2 separate regions of the Mus musculus genome follow, and region 1 is linked to region 2. Evidence: chromatin contacts called from ENCODE Hi-C or POLR2A ChIA-PET data. All regions are on one chromosome and are shown on one strand. The core of a region is the stretch at or near the end of the contact, and the rest is flanking DNA. Distances in the headings are between cores, read along the strand shown. Region 1 holds the start of Rcl1 (RNA terminal phosphate cyclase-like 1). Region 2 holds the start of Ak3 (adenylate kinase 3).

What was found. Hi-C counts contacts between places; a loop is a spot of excess contacts on that map. ChIA-PET counts read pairs that join two places held with the same protein, here RNA polymerase II (POLR2A).
Region 1: a loop to region 2 is called in a map of left cerebral cortex, with 8 times the contacts of the local background. The contact joins the promoter of Rcl1 here to the promoter of Ak3 in region 2. A Hi-C loop is called at or near these places in 1 of 37 maps with a recorded cell type or tissue (left cerebral cortex). POLR2A ChIA-PET finds 5 or more read pairs at or near these places in 3 of 5 experiments (Patski and embryonic stem cell).

Annotation. Positions count from the first base shown.
Region 1 is chr19:29,100,006-29,103,679 of GRCm38, reverse strand. It overlaps Rcl1 (RNA terminal phosphate cyclase-like 1), which reads right to left and starts at 2,305. Exons shown (of 9, transcript NM_021525.2): 1 at 2,040-2,305. The coding sequence starts at 2,175.
Region 2 is chr19:29,046,231-29,050,009 of GRCm38, reverse strand. Ak3 (adenylate kinase 3) reads left to right here and starts at 2,049. Exons shown (of 5, transcript NM_021299.2): 1 at 2,049-2,331. The coding sequence starts at 2,181. It overlaps 1700018L02Rik (RIKEN cDNA 1700018L02 gene), which reads right to left and starts at 2,527. Exons shown (of 1, transcript NR_028360.1): 1 at 1,281-2,527.

The DNA of each region.
Region 1 (3,674 bases), core at 1,056-3,555, 53 kb before region 2:
TAGAAACATTGAAATACTGTATTAGAAGGCACCTATCAAGTCAACTCTGAATTCTATCTTATGGGTAACATATTTGTGAAAGAAAGCCCAAGTCTCCATGCTAAAGCACTTGCAATCTTAATTAATTAATTAATTAATTAATTAATTAACTAATTAATTAATTAATTAAAGTAAAACCTTGTGCCCAGTGGTCACAGTAGAAGCAAGGTCTCTAGGCTAATCTGGGGTTGGAAACACAACACAGCAGCCCAAGCAATAACCTCTCCCAAGGACCAGATTTAAAACTGGGGGTGCAGAGGGAGTGGGGGTAAGAGATTTGAGAGAATGGAGTACAACCAATTTAGTCATCATCTCTCCTCAAACTCTGAGGTTTTTGACTGTTTGCTTTCAGGTTTTGTTTCTGTTAAACGGTCTTGTTTTTTTTTTTTCCCAAAACAAGGTCTGACTATGCAGCTCTGGCTAGGTTAGAACTCACAAGTGAGCCAGCCGGTGGTGGCGCACGCCTTTAATCCCAGCACTCGGGAGGCAGAGGCAGGCGGATTTCTGAGTTCGAGGCCAGCCTGGTCTACAAAGTGAGTTCCAGGACAGCCAGGGCTACACAGAGAAACCCTGTCTCGAAAAAGAAAAAAACAAAAAACAAAAAAACAAAACCAAAAAAAAAAAAAAAAGAACTCACAAGTGTAGACCAGGCTGACCTCTAACTCAGAGACACACTGTGTGGCCCAAGCTGGCCTTGAACTTGGGATCCTCCTGCCTCAGCCTACAGAGTGCTAGGATTACAAGGCTGTGTCACCAAGCCCAGTGCTCTCTCCAACAGGGAAGACAGACTTTACTCACTCCCTTAACAAGCCTTCTGTTTTTTTTTTCTTTCCTAACCTATTTCCATCACCATGCACAAAACGTTTACAGTGGTAGCAATGAAATTATTAAAAAAAAATTCAGACATGATGAAATAATCTAGCCCTCTAGTAAGAAAAGAAAAAAAAAAAAAAAAACCTCGCAAAAATAAACATACCAGCCTGACCCAGGAGGTCTCCTGAACGAACTACAACCCCCCCCCCCCTTTCAGGCTACTGATAGTTTTTTTTTTTTTTCTCTTTTTGGTTTTAATTGGTTCAATTGTCTTTATCAGAAGGGATCTTGGAGACACTTTTGAACACGCACCTAAATTCTAGGGGAACAGCTGCAAACCAAAGCCATTTAACAAGACGCGGGTTCAAATGATGGGTTCAACCTATCTATCTACCTTTGTGAGACAGATAAATCAATAAGACCTTTGAAGCCTGCAGTTTAATGTTTGGCCTTCCTTTTCCTTAAGCCAAGACAACTACGTCTACGACGTAAAAACTATCTTGGTTGAGCGCTCAGGAGCAGACCTGTAATCCCAGCACTCGGGAGGTGGGGAGGTAGAAGGAACAGGACTTGAAGGGCATCCTCAGTTACATACATAGTTTGAAGGCAACCTGAGCAACATGAGACTCCGGTTCAAGAAAAACAAAACAAAACCCTATTACAAAGCTTCGCTACTGCGCACATCGGTGACTAATAGAAACAAGCGCATCGTTTAAAAATAAAATTTTATAATACACTTCCGAAGAGATAGGGCGGGGGTGTGGTGGGGGGGGGAGGAGATAAATAATGGCGACAAAAACTGGTGTCCAAGCGGGGCAGCGGTTTCAGAGACCTGCTTTGGATGAGATTGGGAAACCAATCTGTGGTACTTTTCTCTCTAATGTCTCACTCAATCACTAGATGTTGGTCCAATAAACTGTTTGTTTTTCTCCAGGGAGGTTTATGGCGAAAGCAAGAGACTCAAGAGAGGGAAGCGAGTGGGCGATGCCTACGATTCGTAGCAACAAGCTAGCCAGGAAAACGTGCAGCTGTTTACTACCCGTGCCCAGGAGCCACAGGGCATCCTTCCACGCGTGGCGCAGCTCGCGGACAGATCTGTCGCCCGACCACCATCCCTCCCACGCGCCCAGTGGCCACTCCGGGCTACGACCCCGGGTCCTCCCTCCTCGCGCCCCCTCCCAAGTCACCTCGGAGGCCCGGGTTGTCGTCCCTGGCGCGAATCCTGCGGATCTTGACCGGTCGCCCGCTCAGGGTGGACAGGACCAGCCGCTGGCGCAAGAAGTTACACCCCGCGTAGCTGAGTGAGTGCGCCTGGGTCGCCATGTGCGCGCCGTCCGCAGAGGCCCGGGACCCGGGACCCGGGAGCGCGACCAGGACCAAGGCAGCCCCCGACGCGTCCACGTGGTTTAGAACAGGAAGACAGAGCGACTAGACACCGGGTCAGAGGGGAGCGGGGCGGAGCCAGCGGCCGCCCGCCCGCCTCCTCCCCTGGCTGGGGCGGCCCGGCCTCCGAGGCACACTACCATTGGCCCACGAGGGATCTGGGTGTTGCCCTCTCTGCGTCGCCATTGGTCTGCGCTGTAGCTGGGCGGTGCTCATGCCGCGTTGCCATTGGCCGGTAGTGAAAGAGGGCGGTGCCCGGGCCCCAGCAACAGCGCGCGGCTGGAGGGACCCAGTTAGTGCTGCGGGGAAACCCCGGCGCCCAGACGCCTTGGGGGTCTGTCTGTCTGTCTGTGCCGGACTTTCACGGCCTATGCGATAAAGGAGGCAATGGCTCCGCCTGGGTGCCCACAGCTGGTGGTACTTAGCAACGTACCTACGGCAGCCCCGGGCAAGGATGCTAGCTAGCCTCTCCCGCGTTTTCCTGCCACCGAAGAGAACAGGATTGACACGCTTACCCTGTTGTAGGCGCCTTGTCTGGGTCTGAGCCGAAATCCTCTGAGGTGCAGCCTGCAATCTTTCACTCCCGGGAAATTGCCAAGCTGTCAGAGGCTGCCTGAACTAGGACCCCGAGCCTTTAGACAAGAGACCGCTGCTTATTTTGTAATGAGGGGCCTCTCTTTGTCCCTTTCTCAGCTGCCCCTTCGTTCATATTCTTTGAGTTTGGTGTCAAGACATATCTGTAACCTCGCATGACTCAAAATGGACAGTTGCAATAACTTCAAGACATACATGCTCATGCATGCACGGGGGATGGGTGGGTGGAGATCTTGCTTTTCCATCTGTCCTGTCATCCAAGCTTGCACTACAAAACCTTTCTAAATATTGTACTGTTTCACGCCTCCATTAAAAAAACAATCAAATGACTACCAACTTAGGAACGCAGTGGTCTTAGTGTTAGGTTTACAGCCAGCCATTCACGGGCTGTAACCCCAGACCTTAAGTCCCAGAAAGCACAGTGAAGGATGGAGTAGAAGCTGGAGAAAGAAAAAAAAGGGGGCCATCCTAAGCGAGTGAGAGTCCCAAGGAAACCCCGAGGAGCATCAGTGGCCATCAGAGAAGAGTCTACGGATCAGCCCTGAAATCCACTGAGGCAGCTAACCCACTTACCACAACGCCATTCTGTTAAGACTGCCTTTACACAGCTAAGCGGCATCTGACAGGCAGCGTTCTTTGGAAAAGCTCCAGGACCCATAGGCTCTCCTCTAAACGTTGTTGTGAAGAATACTAAAGCACCAGGGGTACTTTCACATCAGGAATGGATTTTTCATTTTCTTTTTTAATGCTATCTCGTTTAATTACTCAATAGTCTTTAGAAAAAAGATATTATTCAATAAAGAATGCTCACATCCGTTCAGAGCTCACTGCTTTCAATGGAGACC
Region 2 (3,779 bases), core at 800-3,299:
ATTAAAATTCAAATTAACTTTGTGTTCCACTATTATCAATAGTGTAACTTAAACAGGAAAACAAAACCTCACACAAATAAATACCTGTGTGTGTCGAAATGACTGCCCTGGGCCCAGTTGCCAAGAGACGTCCCAGTTTGGCAGCCTCTTACTCCTCTACAATCAACAGCTTTGAGCTCCCGTGGGCCTGTTAAAGTGACCACACACCCTGCTGCCTCCCACCCTAAGTCTCTAAGCACCTCAGTCTTACATACTCATGTTTGCTTCTGTCTTCTCTCCCCAGTAGAACGAACGCTAACTCCAAGAGAACAAGCAATGGATCTCTCTGTTCGGGTTTGTGTGTTTGCTTGTTGTAGTGTTGGGAGCGGGATTCTTAGCTGCTCCAAAATTGTTTGAACACCCCACCCCCATAATCGAAATTTTCAAGGCTGAAACCACAAATGTTCCCAACTGCGGAGATTGGAAATGCTTTTCTCCACCACCAGGTTTTCTGATTCTAGTGTTGCGTAACCTGCTCTTGCCCAGACCTTTCCATTCTTGCCTTCCTCCCTCCCTTCCTTCCTTTACCTCGGGGTACCCTCATGCTCTCCTCCTAATTCCACACACAGGCACGGACTGTGTAATTTACTTATTTACTAACTCCTTCTTGTGCAGCAATAACAACGGGAGAGCCACTCATTTGCTTTTTTAAGTACAGGGATGTCTGCCTCACCTTGCCACGGAGACCACGTCTTCTCTCTGAGCAAGCAAACCTACCTTGCTACCCTCTCCATCACCCCCGAAATAATTACTTGGAAACAGCAAGTAGTTCTGAACCAGTCATTTGGCAGCCTTTGAGGGGGCACACATGGTGTTTCCTTTAGAGACACTTTTCTGTTTTCCCGGTGCCCGGCACAAGGAAACCGTATCAGGCGGACAGTGGGCAACGTTTACGGAGCACTTTGTAGTTGGTCTTGTACAGGCAATCCACACACCGTTCTACTCCACACCAATCTCCTGCGTCCATTTTACAGATAAAATAAGACTCAATCGCTTCTCTTCTGCATCCGTTCGTACCTCACTCTCCCTCTCTGTACTTCAGTTTTCAGAGCCCACGCCAGGGCATCACTGCTCCCTCCCACACCTTCTGGTTAGTTGTTGTTTGGTTTTTCAAGACAGGGTTTCTCTGTGTAGCCCATGCTGTCCTGGAACTCGCTCTGTAGATCAGGCTGGCCAGGAATCCTGAGATCTGCCTGCCTCTACCTGGGTGCGGGGTTTAAAGACGTCTATCACTGCTGCCTGCTGGTTTGTTATTGTTTTTATTCACAGTACTGTTTCAAAAAGCCTTACTTCCACCCCTGGACAAACAAGCAAGAAAACAAACGGACAGCAGTAGAAACTCGGGTTTGTTCAGCATAGCATTCTCGGAGGCCTCTAAGTACAGTGGCACACAGTAGGCACTGGGTAGCTCTTCCTGAAATGAATGCATTTCTGAAGGAGCTAGTATGTTTGACCTCTGCGGAAGTTAACGGTGACAGCTACTTTTGGTTCTGAAAGTGGATTCAGGGAGATGAGACACATACTTCACTTGATGAAAGCTTCTGTGAGGAGGGTTCCAGGTCACCCCTGGAGGAGAAGGAAATGGGGTGAAAAGGCAGAGGGAAGAAGGTCAAGGGAGGATTGGTGTGAAAAGGTGGGGAACACCTGGTGAACCAGAGGGGCCGAGGGGACACAACACGGGGGCATGCTGCTTCCTGTTGGGTCTGAGCAGGACAGAACTTGGCTCTTAGAAAAGACTAAGGGTGAAAAAGGTGAACACAGAGGGGGGAAAAAAATGAAATCCAGGCACTCAGAGGTGCCAGCGGGAGACTAGAAGTAGAACGGGGTGCTCAGAGGTTGTCCACTGGGGAGAATGCAGACGGGCGCAGCCTGCAGGCTGGGACCAGGCAGCACAGGGCACGAGGGTCTGGGGATGCCAAGAGGCGCCGGGTGGAGCTCAAGGGAGTGGGGTGCAGGGGCGCGGAGGGGCGGTGCAGCAGCCGGCGGGGCGGCCCCGGTGGCCGTCGCTCACTTCCGGGAGAGCCGGGCGTCCTGGCCACCGCCCGCTTGCAGCTGCCAGCCCTCCAGGGCCGCGGAGCCTGTGAGCGCGCAGGCCAGGCCACAGACCAGCGTCTGCGCAGCTCGGACCACCGCCAGCCACCATGGGGGCGTCGGGGCGGCTGCTGCGCGCCGTGATCATGGGGGCCCCGGGCTCCGGCAAGGGCACCGTGTCGTCACGCATCACCAAACACTTCGAGCTGAAGCACCTCTCCAGCGGGGACCTGCTCCGCCAGAACATGCTGCAGGGCACAGGTGGGAGCTGAGACCGAGGGCTGGCGGCGTGCGATCGTCCCGGCGGGGCTTTGCGGGCCGGGGTCGAGGGTCCTGCGACGCGGGTGCAGCGCTCCCCGACCTCGCCTGGGGAAAGAGCCGTTGCGCCCCGAATCCTCTGGCCTCCGTGGGCAGCTTCGGGTAGATGGGGGAGGGGGAAGGAAAGGACTAGGAAGTTCAAAGACTGAAGGAAAGCCCTTGGCTTTGTTTTTAGAAGCTCATTCGACACAGCTGGCAGCTGCGGTGGGGGTCCAGCCGGGGGGAGCTGTGCCTGTCTCTCCACGTGTCCTTGTATGCAGAAGGCAGGCTTTGGCTCTGCCAGGGCTAGCTTCTTTTTTTTTTTTTTCCCTACACCCCCCCCTCCCGCCCATGGTAAGCTCCGTGGGATCTTGTAATTCTGACCTTTCTCTCTGCAAGGTCAAGTATTACTTATTTTCATTGCAGTCACAAAGTTGGCTTAGATTTTGATGCCCCCAGACATTTCTTAGTCACTAAAGTTGTCCTTGTAACAGTTACATAAACGATTGCTGTGTTTCTCCTTCCAAAGTCTTCTAACTCAGCACAAAAAATCTAGCCAACACTTTACAAAGGGTGGGTTTGTGGTAAGTTCTATTTTAAGAAAAGCATTTTTAAATTTATTTTTTGGGACAGTGTCATTCGATGTATTCAAGGATAACTTTAACTTAAGTTTGACATCCTCCTGTCTCAGCCTCCCTAGTGAGTGCTGGGATTCCAGGCGCCAGCCAACTAACAGCTGTAAACTATTTTTTAAAAGCTTGCACTAGATGTGTTTCTCCACAATAGTGTTGACCTTCAATTTCAAACTAGTGCCTATTTTGAAAATTCATTTGAAGCTTATTTACACAGAAATAATACCTGTTCAAGGTTTTAAAAAAAAGAAAGTAAAGGCCAGGGAGAGGAGGGAAGACAGAAATGTATAAAGTAAAAAGCAAAGTTTTCTCTTAGTCCCTACCTCAGCCCAGAACCTCGGAGAGAAACAGTCTATCTCCTTCTGGAAATGTCTTTGTGTAAAGCTCCTTCTTACAACCTCAGTGTATCAAGTTACCATCTACTTACTCCACATCAGTGTTTTCGCACACTGCATTCAGCCTGCCATCCCATATGGAGACGTTGTCCGGTTCCGCACTGCACTGCTTACCCTGTGTCTGCTGAATCTACCGCGATTTATTTACCTCTCCACTCCCTCCTGGCGGGTGTATAGCTAGTTTCTAGGAAAGGGTGTTTTTTGTTTGTTTAAAAGACACTGATATTCAAGTGTGTGCGTGGGGGTGGGGGTGTGTGAAAACCCACAGTTTTCAGTTTCTTTGGCTCGATCCTCTGCACCCCTCAAGCATGTTTTCGTTTTCTTCTAATGTCGACCTTAAGAAATAATAAAGGCTGCAGTTAATTAAAGTTTATCGAAAGGTTAT